Linked DNA regions of Homo sapiens: region 1 is linked to region 2. Evidence: chromatin loops called from intact Hi-C (ENCODE). Cell type or tissue: dorsolateral prefrontal cortex. All regions are shown on one strand. Each heading gives the region's core, and the rest is flanking DNA. Links, peaks and the distances in the headings are about the cores only.

Region 1 (8,338 bases), core at 52-8,051, 150 kb after region 2:
ATTGCTTGAACCCCCCCGGGAAGCAGAGGTTGCAGTGAGCTGAGACAGCGCCATTGCATTCCAGCCTGGGCAATAAGAGCGAAGCTCTGTCTCAAAAAAACAAAAAAAACAAACCCCAAAAAACAAAAAAAACTCCCAAAACCAAACAAAAAACAACACCCAGAAGAACACTAGAAACACTAGGTCCTGGAGTTTTATCTGGCATTAAATACCTAAGTGTGTCTTAATTTAGGCAACTAATTTGAACTTTTAAAAACCACGATGATTCCAGCTTCAGAACCTTGTCATTCACGATCATTGCAGAGATCTGTTTCTCACAGGTTAACACAAGCTCCCAAGCCTGGTCGCCTGGCTCTTCTTCCCCTCCACCCTCACCTCGGGCTGCCGGTACTGCCTCTTCACTGCACCGCAGCCAGGCTGGCCTCTTCCTGTTCCCTGAACTTACCAAGCTCTTTCCCTGGCAAAGTGTCAAACATAACTTTTCCTCTCCCTTAAACACTCTTCGAATGCCCTATCCTTCTCACCCTTTATCTCTCAGTTGAAATATCATAGCCAGTTCCTCACAGGGCCTTCTCACCCACTCTGTCTTCATTTTGGTGAGAGCTATATGTACTTGTATTTATTTGTCTGCATTCCTTTTTTCAATAAATGTTTATGGAGTGCCTGCTGTGTGTCAGGCCCTGTGCTATGCCCTGGAAATAGAACAGTAAACAAAACAGACCAGCCCTGCTTTCATGGAGGTTACATTCTAGTTGGGGAGACAGGCAATAGTATTACTATGTAGTATATTTGAAAATGGTCAGTGCTACAGGGAAAATAAAGCAGCAAATGGGCAGTATGGGGTTATAGTTTTAAATTAGATGGTAACAGTAGGCCCTACTGAGAAGTTACCTTGTGTCTATTATTTTTTAATGTCTAGCAACACACCTAAACGGTCAGCTCCATAGAACTGGGACCATGTCTACTGTATTTATTGGTATATACTCAGTGCCTAGCACATATTAGGTAGGTGCTTAGCACATCTTTAGTGAACACATGCACAAATGTTAGGCCTTGGTCTATCTGTCAAAGCATTTATTATTCTGATACTCATCACATAATTGCAGGGAAAGTTCAACAGTTAAAGGAAAACTTTGCATTATATGTAATTGATGTGTTCCTTAAAAGTAGGCATAGGGTAGAAATCATATTTTGGTAAATTAAATCTTTTCTACTTTATATTTTTTGAGACGAGGTCTCACTATATTGCCCAGGCTAGCCTCAAACTCCTGGGCGATCCACCAGCTTTGGCCTACCAAAAATCTACTTTCCAAATTATAATCTTACCAGTACAAACAGCACTCCTCAATTGTTAGTTTTCTAAAGTTAGATTTTCTTGTATCCAGTTTCTTAAAAAAATAAAGCTTAAGGCATATAGCCTTAATGCTTACATCTTAAGGCAGGGGTGTCCGATCTTTTGGCTTCCCTGGGTCATACGGGAAGAAGAAGAATTGTCTTGGGCCACACATAAAATACGCTAACACAAATGATAGCTGATGAGCTAAAAAAAAAAAAATTTTTTTTTTTAAATCATGAAAAACTCTCATAATGTTTTTAAAAAAAGTTTACGAATTTGTGTCAGACCGCATTCGAAGCCGTCCTGGGCCACATGCCGCCCACGGGCTGTACAAGCTTGCCTGAAGGTATACTTAATAGAGTATACCTTAAGGCTTTGTCTCCCCTATCCTAGTAAAACCATTCTTTTTCTTTAAAATAGCTCAATCGCATGCTTACCCTGTGATGCCGGATGTAACATAGTCTTTCCCCAAGTAGTTATAACCATGGCGAACGAGGTCCTCACACACATCCTTCACTTTACTGCCTCCAAACGCAGTGCCGTAGTGGAATCTGCCGTCCAGCACACCGGCCTTGCCAGCCAGCAGCTCAATGAGCTTCCCCACCTGCAGGATGTGAACAAATTAAGTGAGCACCTCCCTGTGGCACAAGCACTCTCTCTGCTTATTTATCTCCAGCTCATTTCCCCACGACCACTATTAATAACAGTAATAAATTAATAGAAGCAGTATTTAAGCTTGACATGTGTGATCTAATTTTACGCCTCTCAATACCCCTATGAGATAGGTCCTATATTTCTTCATTTTACAGATGAAGAAACTGAAGTATGGGAAGGATAAGCAACTTGTCCAAGGCCACACAGCTGGTAAGAGGTGGAGCCAGGATCACTAAAAATAATCACTGAAAGGGAGATCCATTTAGGTTCAAGACAAGGGATTCTCTTTTGCTGAGGGGTAAATTCATCACTCAGAAGACTCCACTCTCAAAGGGAGGTATAGATGTGCTCCTCATTCTTTATGTAGAGGGGAGTGGCCCAGAATCGTTAGGGGCTGGAAGCCTGTTTATCTGGCAAGGGGCAGAAGAGCTCTACCTGAAAAAACAGCTTCAGAGTCCTCGTCACCTCCACTCACTCTAACTAAACTAACTGCCTGCTTCTTCCTTAAAGGCAATGCCTCTGAAAAACCTACAGGTCACTGACCGTCATTCGTGATGGGAAGCCGTGTGGGTTCATGATGATGTCCGGACAGATGCCAGAATCACAAAATGGCATGTCTTCCTGGGGGACGATCAAGCCACAAACACCTGGGGGAGAGAAGATTTCATGCCACATAAAGCAAGTTGGCAGAAAGGAAGAATACAGTACTTAATTGGGATCTCCCCGCTGCTATCTCTATTTCCACTGCTCTAAAATCTTCCCCATGGCCTCTATCAAGAGCAACAAAAGTGATTTTCAACAATCCTGCTTGACAAACAGTTCAAAAACGACTCTCCTTGCGAAAGGCACTGCAGCCTGTGGACTGTGCTGCCGGCATAGCACACAATGGTGCTGTTGGGCTGCCTGCCCACCCTCCTGTGCCACAGAGACTGAAGAGCAGCAGCTTCACTGGACCCCAGGCCTGTGGCCATACCTGAAGCTTTAAGTCAGCAGCAGTTTTGCTCCTCATTAGCTAGTTCGTGATCTCCTGGGTTCTACACCCAAGTTATAGGAATCCAAGTTCTCTGACCCCCAAACACAGAAATGATTGGATGAGGAGTGTGCTTACAATGTGGTTTGAAAAACCAGTGACAAGAAGTACCTGTGTGTGGCTGATGTGCTAACAGGTCTACCTATAGGCTGCAGTGCTCTGGCTGGTTGGCTGATTTTTGCTAGGGCTTCCCCTGGCTGAGTCTAAACTGCCCAAAGGAATTTTAATTCCTATAGCTTACAGCCCATTAGGAAAGTGATCTTTGATTGAACTTGTAAAGTTGAACAAGAAAATTGAATACCAAATCGTTCTTGGAAAAAAAAAGGCTAGAATTAGAAATGGAATTCTAAGAATGAAAACAACAAAACAAAAATCTACCAACTCTATACACTACTAATATTCTCTTAAATTAATTCCCTTAATATTATTCTAACCTATAGGGGATTTTGTTGCTAAATAGTTTTTCATTCCTCTGATTTTTTTGGGAAGAGGAATGGGAATAGAATTTAGATTGTTAACTATAATCTCCATAATTTAGAATTGTACAGTGTCATTGGACTAAGAAAACAAACACTTTTACATTGGTAGTAAAAGATAAAATTCCTTTTCTCTGTGTATAAAGTTATTAACTATCTGCCCCTATTGCAAAGAAACTGCTCTCAAATATTTCATTCAATTTGATTCTATGTAATTATTCAAACTATTTCAATAGTTTGCGATTTGTTGTAATCACCAGGAGCTAAAGTCAAAAGAAAAAGAATGCCATTTTCCTAGGTAATACTGGTTATTAATATTCTGATTTATTGTAGCTGACAACAATATGGATATTGTGGAGTTGAATTCTAGAGCATGTAGTTAGTTTAAATTGGCTTTTGGGTTAAAATGGTATTGTTTATTATAAATATATGCTTTCCTACATGAAGAACAGAAACAATCATTCAGTTCACTTTATTTCAAATTCAGCTACAATGTGTTAGAATTTCAATCAAGCAGAGTGTGTGAGCCTTCTTTCTTCCCTCCAAAAATCCATCTTATCCACACTGAAATTATCTGACAAAACCCTAGGGCTACTGGGAAATCTACTTTGAAAGAGATCAAATTGTAAATCTAGGTGCACCGACAACAACATTGTTCAGCAGTGAACAAAATGTTAAAAATGGCAATCCCTAAAGGGGCCGGTTCTGGGACGAGCTCGGGGGAGAATGTAATTTTGGCTGGTGAGGAGATGGAGGGTTCAGCTATACCCCTGAAAAAACAAAACCAAAGAGAAATCTCGGCACCCCTTAAGCAGCAGTTCGCAGGAGGAGGCTGGCGTCTGCTCAGGAGGAAGCTGCCTGTCCACCCTCCATCAAGAGAAGGTGGGAGAGAGGGGCAGGAGGTGCAGAAACTGACCAAGGAAGCATGACATACTTATATTGGGGGTGGGTAAGGAGAGAGATGACTTACATTTTGTGTTTTCAGTTTTAATCGACACATTTAATTAAGCAAATTCAACTTTATTATGTTATTAAAATGAAAAAAGTGCTCGTTCCACTGAAATGTGAATCTCTAATACCTTTGCTTGAAATCTGATTAAGAATATTTAGTGCAGAGCTTCCTTCTGGGGAAGTTGTTTTCTTATCAGCCCTCTTCTGACATTTAGTTAAAAAAAATACACATAAGCAGCTTTCGGATTTTTTTCCTTCCATTATAGGAACTGCTTTGGCAATATCTGAACCAAGGGCACCTGTAAGTCAAAAATTAAATCTTAGCTGACTTAAAATTACTTCAGGCCCTGAAAACCCTTTTATATGCCAAGATGGTTCCCATAGCAGACAGCCCTGTGTTGTTTGTTTTGTGTGAAAGTGAATGATAAAAGATCCATGAAATCGACACAGAAAGCCAGAACAGCAGAAAGAACTGAGGGCTCTCCATCATTGCGGCTTCTACCCTCTGCTGACTTGCGGAACAATGGAAGCTACACATCCAACTGCAGATCTAACACAGCTGTGCATTTCATTAGATGAAGAGCACTAGTGACACAAGTAAATAATTAACTTATTCTGGTCCGCTGACTGTGCTTATGAGACCAGTCATAGCTGACAGATTTTAATACAAGTTAACACAAAGAGACCATAATGAGCTTAGAAGTTAAAACAAAATATTTAGACAGAATTTGATGATCTCGAATCTCAAATTAGACAGATGATTTTTAAAAGTTTGTATTTTACTGAATTCATTAGGGGTAGAAAGAGAGTTCTCAATCTTAGAACCAGACTTATCTTTTTCTAACAGTATTTCTCTGTTTCAGAATTATTCAAATCCTTAATCACAGCGGGAAGGTTTCTTTTCTTATTTTCAAATGAAAGATTAAAACTGTTTTCTCCAGGGACAGAGGCATAAAGTCCATTCCAATATTTAGAAGTCTTAAAAGTTATGGTCATTTTCCCTTAACACTGGTTTAAAATGTAAATGATATGCGGTGCGCTTCAATGTGTTAACACTCCCCTGGATCCTTGAAAAGAGGATGGACTACAAATAAACCATATCTAATGGAAGCTGTTGTGAAACAATTACCAATTCATACCTTAAATGCTTACACAGCATTTCAGATTTTAAAATAAAATTTCATCCCCTGGCTCAAGCTGGTGTCTCAACCCCATTGTTTACAGCACAGCCTCCCAGCAATAAAATGCAAATACACCAGTTTAACATGCTCAGGAACATTTAATGCACTCAGGAGGGCCAAATGGGAATTGGACCACAGACTACAGTATAGAACTTTTAACAAATGCAAATAGTAAGAAAAAAAAATAGAATCACAGAAAGTTAGAGCAGAAAGGGACTGCCAATACCCCAATCGACAAAATATTATTCCATCACCATCCATCTTAATTTCTAGTTGTAAAGGGGAAGAATTGAGGGAGTCTAAATCTGACTGCCGATCCACTCAGGAGAGGCACTTCTGACATCCACTATCACAGCTCTCTGTATCATGCTTCAGACACTGCTGGCTCCTACACCAATTTGTTATTTCTATTTCCAAGGCTTCACAGAACAACATAGAAATCATTTAAGAATAGGCTTGCTCAGGAAAAGTCAAGTTAATCTCAGGAATCATCTGGTTGTCTTTAAACATACTCATTTTTTCTTTTCTTAGACAGGGTCTCACTCTCTTGTCCAGGCTGGAGTGCAGTGGCACAATCATGGCTCACTCAAGTGATCTTTCCACTTCAGCCTCCCTAGTAGCTGGGACTACCACATCCAGCTGCGTGCCACCACGTCCAGCTAATTTTTAATTTTTTTTTTTGTAGAGATGAGGTCTCACTATGTTGCCCAGGCTGGTCTCAAGTTCCTGGACTCAAGTCAAAGGGCTGGGATTAAAGGTGTGAGCCACCATGCCTGGCTTAAAAAGTATTCCTAATTCTAAACAGCAACTGACATATTCAAGTCATTTTTGGCCTTTAAAAAATACTGGTTTTAGTGTACTGTCTCTGTGTAATGGACTATCTTAAGCAGGAAAAAAAAAGGTAAGAAAAGAAGAAAAAAATGGTAAGAAAAATTAACACATTCTAGTAGCATATGAAGACAGGAAAGCAAATGGCAACTGCAGAAGACAACTGTAATGCCATCTCTAATTCAAGAGATGTTTTTGATGTGACTTCAGTGTGTTGAGACCTGACTAGAAGATTGTTTCAATTTTGCTGATGGCCAGTTCTCATTTTAATATTACAGTCTGCTTTAATTTTTACATTTTTATTTAGCAAGTCTACCTTCTAAGTGTAATCACATTTGAATTAAATTTACCCCTCTGAGGTTAATATATATTATTACTCTTCCTTTTCTGAGTGAGGAAAGAGAAAAAGAATCATTTCCCTCAATTGCTGGGGAAGTAGAGGTTCAGGGCCCCAACTCCAGATAGGCGGAGGTAGCTTATGTCAAGTCATCTGAGTGAATATTGAAAACTTCGTAAATATATTGCATACATTTATACAATTCAGCTTGCCACTTTCTAATGCTCTAAATGATGTGGAGCACATCTGGCAGGATGGTCTGCTGAAATAATCCTAATCAAAGTCTAAATTACCTCCTTTTACTTTCTGCAGATACTCAGCAGTTGGACAAGGCTATTTATTCTGCACAGTTTTACACTCCTTACACTGAATGGTGAAATGATGCTGTGGTTTTTCTCCATCAGTCACAGTGCAAGAAGAGAGCTGTGTTTAGTAAGGGATGAACACTCAACCAGTGCCCAGTATTAGTGAGGTTTATAAATGTGGGGGAAATGCCGTCTGTAAAAAATTCATCACCCCTTGGACTCTTAGACCTATGTAGAGCAGGTGAATCGAGGAATTGGGTGACTTTAATTTGACTCAATGCTGTTCCACTGATATGTTACTTTGGGGGTGCGGGGGAAGCACCACTTTCTGGTGAGCCTTAGTTGTTTGCTCTTTGTAACGGGAATAATTAGCACCTATCTCATGAAGCAATTGTGTTAGAAGAACAGATGAGCTAATGTCTGAGAGGTACTTTAAGGTCCTTAGAGAAAGGCTGCATCTAAATACAAGGAATTATTATTATATAAGAAACCTAATTACTCTCAGCAGGAAGCAAACTAGCAAAGCAAAGGAGACCAACTTAATGAATAGAAGGAGCAGTTGCAGTTGCACTAACTTTGGCTGGAGAGGCAGAAAAGCAGCTCATTCCTTCCTGGGTTGTGCAGGTCATTTAACATCATCAAGACACTGTCTCCTGATAACTTTCACGAGGCCTGGGGTTGCAGATATCTATTGGGGAATAGTTTACTGCTGATGAATATGGTGGTAAATGGGGCCAAAGAAGCAGTAGGAATGCTTTCAAGTTTGACTGTTCCTATTAAGACATGGTTTGCTTTGAGTAAACTCATCTCAATGAGCCTTTATACATTCAGAAATGAAATCTCTAAATCAAAATGTTAAGGCTAACACAGGTGGTTATTCCGTTCTTCCCCTCCCCTTTTCCAGCTATCGAATTAACCTCCTTTTATTTTTCACACCACCACCTTAAATAATCCCCAGAGGGAGGGGAGTAGACAAAAACTGTTGAATCATATTGGCTTTGTTCTGTTGTTGAATCATTTCCAGATCTATCACATCACTTGCCATATACCGGTTGACATAATTTTAATTCGGCTCTTCCTTACATGTTAACAGATAAATAATGCATAAGAAAACTTGATTAGCTTTCTTATTAAAACATCACTCTAAATGAGAGGAGGCGCTAGAAGACAATACAGTTTTTACACGGCTTTCCCATGAGCAGTTGAATGGTTTGATGTGATAAATTTGCATAGTCTGAAG
Region 2 (8,338 bases), core at 46-8,045:
CCCTCAGGTTCCTAACTGGGCAGAATGGATGAATGGGGGGCTCCATTCTCCACTACCAGAAATGCAGAAGGAGAGGACAGTTAAGGGTGAAAATCATGCTTTCAAATGCAGCATTAAACAGCATGAGTTTCTAAGTAAGTTACTTTATTTAAGCTCCTTGTGCCTCAGTTTCCATTTGCTGTTCTTGTGGCTTGTGTGCTTACTAAATCTGGCCAAGAGGTCAAGATTAAAATACAAGATCATGGTTAAGAAACATCACATCAAATGAACCCATAGCAGCAACAAACTATTCAAATCAGATGGGTGTAAGTCATGGTTCACACAGGCTGGGCTAATTAAACAGTTACCTGTCAAAGGCCAGAGCCTCCTAAATTACTACATTTCAGCCCACGTTTTGTTCCTCTTTCCGGAGCTTCTGAGCCTCAAAGTAACTAGGTGGCTTATAACTATGAAGCATTTTAATAAGCTCTATGAACAAATGGATGTAATTGGCATGGAAGGGCCCCTTTGATGCTTGATAAGTTTCTACAGGAATAGCATCATGACACCTTTGCCCAAAACCAGAGGTTCTGCCTATCTACTAAAGTTGCTAATTGGAATGTCCACTTCCCTGACCAAAGCATGGCAGAAAGAAAGGCAGTTAATTATTCTTCTTCATATCTGATGAAATTTTCTCGTTTCCTCCTCTCTTTTAGAGGACATCATTAGTCTGACATGGTGAACAATGCTCCATTATACCTGGGTTTTTTTTAATGATCACAAAAAAATTCCCACTTCTTCCATTTTCCTTATCTTCTATTTAACAACTTGATTATATTTGAATTGAGCCTATCCTATTATGGAGAGATAATGAGCTCAGTCTGCTAGCTAACATGAGTCATTATCTGAGTTATATATTTTTAAGAAGACTTCCTCACAAGGTTTCAGCATGTGGCCTCCTAAGGCACATGGAGGAAGCTTTGTATCAGCACTTTACAATGAAAAGCAAATGTTTCGGCACCTGGCATCATTTCCCACTGTCCTCATTTTAAACCTGTGATTTCTTATATGTATATGCAGAGATCTTTTAAACTGATTAGATGTTTTATAGCATGGGGGCAGCATGATCGATGTATTCTTAGGAAAGGTCGCTCTGCGTCAGTTCAAAGTGCCCACTCCTCAAGTTCTTGCACACATGTCAAGAACAGAAACTTTTTCATTCTCTTTTACCAAAAAAAAAAAAAAAAAACCCCACAGGATTTTTTTTTTTTACAGAAAGCCCAGACTTTACAAGACAACAGGATTTTTAAAAATATTAACTATTTTAACTTATCACTGAAGTTGTCACAGAGATCTGAGACTGTAAACTATGTAGAAAAAAAAAAAACCCTTGCTAAGCAATCAGGACAAGACAGTAGTCTACACCCGTCAACGGCTCCCTGTTCCCTCTCCACAAAAGTCTGGATTCCTGACCGTGGCATCCAAGGCCCCTGGCTCCTTTTCCGTCCTGCTTTCCCACACGTATACCTCTTTCCAGCCAACTGGATCGTTTCCTGCTCCTGAGACACACCTTGTCACCTTCCACCCACACACACGATCCATCACCTTCCTACCGCAGGGGATGACCTCCTCCACCGTGTTCCACGCATCAAGGCGCAACTCACATTTCTCTTCCATGGAACTATGTTCAGTGCACACTCAACCCCATCTGCTAACCACTTCTTCATCCTTTCCTCCCTGCCAAATTCATTTATTCATTCAATAACATGTAGAGTGCTGCAGTGGTCTAAATGCCAGCTGCTGTTATGTCTGTAGGAAAAGCCACATCCTCTGCTTGTAAAGCTCTCACTACTTCCCAGGGATGGCCATGGTTCCTCATAGCTTATGGCTCAAATAGCTTCATCAGGAGCCAGCACTGGTTTTAGAGTTTGAGATCACTGACTTTGAATCCTGCCTCCACCACTTACAAGCATATAGCCTGGGGCACGTTACTTGAACTCTCTCACTTCCTTCATCTGTAAAATGAGAGAAACTGTACCATCTCCCAAGCTTGCTGTGAGGACTAGACAAGAATCCATGCACAGCCTGAGGCCCTTTATTGTGGGGGACACTCAATAAAGAGTAACAATTAGCATTATTTTACAATATTGTGGAATATTCAGGTAATGTTTTGTATCTTAAACTGAAAGTCCTTTGATGGCAGGGATCAAACCAAATTCCTATTGATGTTAACATAGTTCCTAGCACTGTGTCCTGAACACAGTCAGTAAACACTGCAGGAGGAAGGAGGGGAAAGGAGGAAAGGCCAATAAGAAGGAAGGCAGGCTTTTGCACAGGTCAAGGGATTCTGGTATTTTATTAATCTTAATATCTGGGTAGTTAAAGGAAAAGCATGGTTAATATTAATATATTTGATTTATATTTTCAAGTGCCTACCCTGCGCTAGGGATGTTCATATTGGCTATCACTACCCCCACAAGATGAGTAAACACTATGCCCTAGGACATAGAGGAAGAAATGGAGGGCCAAGGAAGTAAAGTGGCTTGTCCACAGCGACTCTGCTGGGAAAAGCTAGGCTTAAAAAGTATGAACTCAGGTATGATGCCTCTAAAGTTCTCACTATGTGCCAGAGACTGACATTCATTTGGTTAGTCAGAATACATTTATTGAGCACCTACTATATGCCAGGCACTGTAGAATACAGCCATGAACAAGAAGATGCTACTCTTGCCCCAGCCTTTAAGAAACTGACAGTTTACCAGAAGGAAGATGGGAGCTAGGGAGATAACACCACCAGACAGCAAATGAATAGAAAACAGTGGGCTTTGGCTCATACAGGCTCTGGTTAGGACTGAGGCTAAGTCTAGAAAACTCCAAAGCAAAATAAAACAAACAAAAAAACAATCTATTTCATTACACAACCATTAAGCCATGCTTTGCTGCCAAGTAGACGAGCCAATCAGAAACATGCATTTGTGTGGACACTGACATTTCTCAGGGGACTTCAGCTGACCCAGCTTCCTTGTTGTTGAGGATTTCCCTGGGGAGTCAGGAATGTCCCCCTCTTTGTGTAGAAAGAGACTACCTTGGTTTCCTCCTCTTTAAATACAGGTAGCTGTCCTGCCTTCTCTACAGGATTTTCATGAGGATTAGGTGTGCTCAGCAGTGACATCACCTGACAAGCCTGGCATCCCACGGGTGATTGCTGAACCTGTAGGTTTGGCTGATGTGGGGCAATGGACTGAATCAGAGATTTATTCCTGCCATTGTAATGTCTAAACTGGACCAGAACAGTAGTCATCCAATTCCTACGCTGGGTTTGACCTACAACCTACTGAATTAGTGTTCTAGTAAGGCCTGGGCTTAGGTAGCTTCTGGAATCTCTCAGCTCAGTTTTTGGTTATTCAAGTCCCCTCTTTTTTTTTTTTTTTTTTTTTTTTTTTTGGATAAAACTAGGCAATGTATTAAGCACAGTGTTGCAATTTCCATTTGGTTCCGAATGCTTCTTTTGGGGCCTAGGCTACAGGTTTGCAGCCCAGAGCTCTGGTTGTCCTGGACAGTAGCTGAGGTGATTTTGGCACCATCCCCTACCAGAAGCTACCTCCTCAGTGGTCCCTTTCCACCTATACCCAGTACTCTACTCATCTCTACTGCACTTTGCCATTATGAATAAGGCCCCGCAGAACATCTTCGTATGTGCCCCCTTACACACCTGTGTGGGAGTGTTTCTCCCTGCCAGCATCAAGAAGCACAGCTGCTGGCTGCATGTGCTTCAAATGCTAATGGATTGCAAAATTGCCCGTCAAATGGCTTTACCATTTGACACATTTACCCACAGCACAAAATACTTTTTTTAAAAAAAGTTGTGGTTCCACAACACAGCATCTCATTCCCTGAGAAATTTCTGCCCTTGGCATTGGGTTGTCCAGCTTAACTGACCTTTCTCCATCTGTAGCTGAGGTCATCCGGAGGGACACAGTCACATCTAGTGGCATTATCTATCAACACTGGTTGTGTTCAGAGCTAAAAGTGTTCAGCCTCCCTTTTTAGAACCATGTTACCTAACTCACATTATGAAAGCAATGTTCTGTCACTGTTGAGTAAGAATCAAGTCACAAAAGGGTGCAAAATGTCAGTTATCGGTTACATCCAATGAGTCTGATCTAGCAGCTGTGATCTGGTCTAAAATGTCAATGTATTTCTTCTTTGGAACAGTGCCAAACCCAATGTCTTACCTATGACCTTCCAGAACATTCTAAAGAGAAATTATAAATTTCTTTTGTTTCATATTAATTTGGAATATTGATAGCTTGTCAACCACCCAAGTCCTCAATTTAATTTTTTTCAAAAGAAAGGAAAATCTCCCCCCAATCCCCCCCGAAAGTGACAATTTGATCTTCTGTCCTCCTTTTTGGAAGAGCCTCATTTCTTCAGTAAATTGCTGGAAGGGAAAACGTCCCCACCCAGAAGGCGTACAAGGAGCTCTGGGTAAGGGCGGCAAGGGTGGCGGGCGAGGGCGGGGCACGGAGGGGGCATGTGTTGGCAGCAAGTAGGCCGGGACTGCGGAACAGGCTGCTTTCCATTTCGAAATTCTCTGCATGAATAGAGGTTATTGTGCGGCCGGGATTCCAGCAGCGCTCACCATCCCCAGTGAGTTGGGATTTACTAACCCTCGTGACCGAGGATGCTGGAAAGTGTTTGGCAGAAGGCATTTGACAATATTTGCCTGTTTTCTGCTGGGAGTTGCCTCCAGATCACGTGTCCCCAATTATTTTAGGCTGCTTGGCTGCTGTATTATTTGTTCTTAGAGCGGTGTTATTTGTTCTAGGGGGAGGGGGAGGGGGTTTGTGGCAAGGAAGGGGAAGAAGGAGAAGCAAATAGCTCCTAACCCAATTCCAATAACAAGCCAAATGTCCCAGGAGAGCTCGACACTGTCAGGCGGGTGGCGGGCGCCTTAGTGGTGCGGCCAGTGTCCTTTCCTGGGCCTGCCCTCCTCTCTGTCCTCAGGGGCTGGCCACTGCCGCTGGAGAGAGGGCACAGCATGAAGGACATAAATGCCTCAGAGAATGAGATGCTTGTCCTAGCATTAGGTTCCTGTTTTGTTTTGTAAGTATTTTGCACTGCAGATGAAGATATAAAATGGTAAAGCCATTTGATGGGTAATTTTGCAATCCCATCAACACTTTAAGTGTTAATGGAGCAATTCTGTTTCTTGATACAGACATGAAGAAACACTCCCACGGTGTCCAAGGGGGCACACACGAAGATGTTCCGTGAGGCCCTACTTGTAATGGCAAAGATGAGATTTGAACAAAACTTAAATGTTCATCAAAAGGGAAGTGGCGCCGGGTGGGGTGGCTCATGCCTGTAATCCCAACACTTTGGGAGGCTGAGGCCGGTGGATCACTTGAGGTCAGGAGTTCAAAACCAGCCTGGCCAACATGGTAAAACCCCATCTCTACCAAAATACAAAAATTAGCTGGATGTGGCGGTGCGCGCCTGTAATCCCAGCTTCTTAGAAGGCTGAGGCAGGAGAATTGCTTGAACCTGGGAGGTGGAAGTTGCAGTGAGCCGAGATCACACCATTGCACTCCAGCCTGAGTGACAGAGCAAGGCTCTGTCTCAAAAAAAAAAAAAAAAAAAAAGGGGAAATGGCAACATTAATTCTGCCATTGTCTTATGCTAAACACTGAGCTGCAGTTAAAATGAGGTTGTTCTTTATGAACCATGAGTGTAGCTTCAGGACATTCTACTAAGGAAGAAAGCAAGTAGTGGATCAATACAGCATAACAGGTTGCGGGTCAATATTTTTAGTGTGATACATCTGCATGCTTTTTATAAAGGAGACAATGCTAAATTAAAAACCATACTTCAGAAACTTCTACAGATACATATGTGTGCAAATTCATAGGGAAGGGTCTGTAATACATATCTACACATATGTATACACACAAGTGCACACATGCACACACATGTCTCACTGAATAGGGTTGCTTTTGAGGAGAAGGCAAAGAACTACAAGGAGAAATGGACTGGAGTCTTACCTATAATGTTTTTAATTTTTTAACAAGGAAATGTATTTCTTGTGTAAACAAAATAAAAGTAAAGCAAAAATATATTTATTAAATTTACTTATATCCTGGGTTTTTTTTTAAGCTAGCAAAAGAAGAAGAAAATTAGACAAAGGAAAGAAGTGATTGCAAAAGTCTGTAAGCATCAGATTTAGCTCTCAACCCCACGGCAGCCACAGCAAAAAGGGGACACGTTGTAAATCATGTCACTTTTCCTTGTAAAATGGAGGGTGCATCCACTCTCTTTTGAGAGAGAAAGTTTTTATACTGAAACCATATTTTTTAAAAGATGATACATGTGCAGCTTTACGTAGGAGGTCACATGTTCTCCACACCGTTTTAAGCATGACTGTTCCTATCTAAGTTTAATGTCCTACTTTCTTTTCCCTACTGCTTATGTAGCCTCTCCCCTGCCTGCCTCTCCCACCTCATCTTGTGTCATTCTCCTCCATGTGTGCTATGCTCCAACCACATGGGCCACCTTCTCGTGGGTCCTTCAGCAAGCTCAGCCTGCTCCCATCCCGGGAAGGAGTGGTGGACGCTGAGTGTGCCCAGACTGCCCTGAGGCACTGAGACATTGTTCCCCCTACTGGGAGGCTGAATCATTCCAAGGAGTGATCCTCAGCAAAACATGAAGGCAACCGCCTCTCCCAAGTTACACCCCCACCCTGGGGGCAGCCTGTATTCAGTGATGGACAATGGGGTTGGGGGATAAAGGTCTGGATCCGTTGCTTTGATTCAGATCATTTTTAACTGGCCATCTCCACCTCAGAACTCCCTGTAGGATTGGCTGAAGCCTCTGTGATAACCTCTTCACTGCCTAACACCCCCTCTGTCTATTCCAGCATCCCTCACACCCCTATGGGCGTGGAGGCTGGGCGCATGCCCTAATAAACCACCTGTAGGCACAACTCTGCTCAATCTGGAGAGGTCACCTGCAACAGTGGGGCCTTTGTAGAAGCTGTTCTCTCCACCTGCAACATTCCCCTGTCCCTGGTTTTCACACTGTCATGGTGTCATACATGTATCCACTGAAATGTCACCTTCTCAGAGAAACTTGCCCTTACTGCTCAACCTGAAATAGCCTCTCAGACACTATCGTATTAGCCAAGCTAAAGTCTCTGCACAGCACTTCTCACTATCTAATGCATTACTTGTTTATCTATCAATCATTAGTTGTTTTTTTAAATAGAGACAGGGTCTTGCTCTGTCACCCAGGCTTGAGTACAGTGGCACAATCAGGCCACTACAGTCTTGATCTCCAAGGCTCAAGCGATACTCCTGTCTCAGCCTCCAGAGTAGGTAAGACTGCAGGCTTATGCCACCATGCCCAGCTAAGTTTTTTGTTTTTTGCAGAGACAGGGTCTCACTATATTGCCCAGGCTAGTCTTGAGCTCCTGGCTTCAAGCGATCCTCCCACTTCAGCCTCTCAAAGTGCTGGGATTACAGGCGTGAGCCACTGTGCCCTGAGTGTCATTAGTTTAATGACATATATATACGGGCACGGTGGCTCACACCTGTAATCCTAGCACTTTGAGAGGCTGAGGAAGGTGGATCACATGAGGTCCAGAGTTTGAGACCAGCCTGACCAACACGGAGAAACCCTGTCTCTACTAAAAATAAAATATTAGCCGGGTATGGTGGTGCATGCCTGTAATCCCAGCTACTCGGCAGGCTGAAGCAGGAGAATCACTTGAACCCAAGAGGCGGAGGTTACAGTGAACCGAGCTCACGCCATTGCACTCCAGCCTGGGCAACAAGAGCAAAACTCCATCTCAAAAAATAGATATAGATATAGATATAGATATAGATATAGATATAGATATAGATATAGATAGATATAGATATAGATAGATATAGACATAGATATAGATATTTCCCCTTTTTCCCCTGTCATCAGCTCCTCTTCTTGGTCTACCTTATCCACCATTGCATTTCCAGAGCCTAGAACAAGGAGCTAGCAAATACCAGGTGCTCAGTAAACATTTATTGAATTAGTTAATGACTGAAATTCTATCTTAAACATATAATATAAAGATAATTAGAGCAAACGTTAATGTTCTTTGAACAACTTGATGTCTTTTGATAAGAATAGGCGAATATGTACAAATTCTCAGATTTGGTTTGGCTTTGAAAATAGACTTATCATTAAAAAAAATTCACTGTCTGACCTTGTGACTTGGAGGGTGAAATTTCTTCTGGAATGATCTATGTGACCCTTTATTTAGAAAAACAGATATTTTGTGCAGAATTAGGTACCATAGAAGGAGAACTGGCTGTGCCTATGC

Evidence for each region. Hi-C counts contacts between places; a loop is a spot of excess contacts. Peaks named below come from ENCODE experiments on the same cell type or tissue, not always from the same donor. Only the 100,000 strongest peaks of a DNase experiment are listed, where the experiment ranks them.
Region 1: a loop joins it to region 2, with 2.3 times the contacts of the local background. A loop is called at or near these places in 1 of 110 quality-filtered maps.

Annotation. Positions count from the first base shown.
Region 1 is chr12:106,490,354-106,498,691 of GRCh38, reverse strand. POLR3B (RNA polymerase III subunit B) reads right to left here. Exons shown (of 28, transcript NM_018082.6): 24 at 2,534-2,637; 25 at 1,774-1,940. LOC100287944 (a long non-coding RNA gene) reads left to right here. Exons shown (of 4, transcript NR_040246.1): 4 at 2,146-2,282. Among named protein-coding and RNA genes, the nearest start is that of RFX4, 88 kb to the left of the region's middle. RefSeq lists a silencer at 4,340-4,504 and an enhancer at 7,226-7,803. In dorsolateral prefrontal cortex, for the core only: no CTCF peak of the experiment used is centred there; no DNase peak of the experiment used is centred there.
Region 2 is chr12:106,641,517-106,649,854 of GRCh38, reverse strand. The region is part of intron 3 of RFX4 (regulatory factor X4); the gene reads right to left. All of the region lies in intron 1 of LOC100287944 (a long non-coding RNA gene), which reads left to right. Among named protein-coding and RNA genes, the nearest start is that of RFX4, 63 kb to the right of the region's middle. RefSeq lists an enhancer at 4,919-5,420. In dorsolateral prefrontal cortex, for the core only: no CTCF peak of the experiment used is centred there; DNase peaks (open chromatin) are centred at 4,584, 4,904 and 5,338; H3K4me3 peaks cover 1,076 bases; H3K27ac peaks cover 3,735 bases.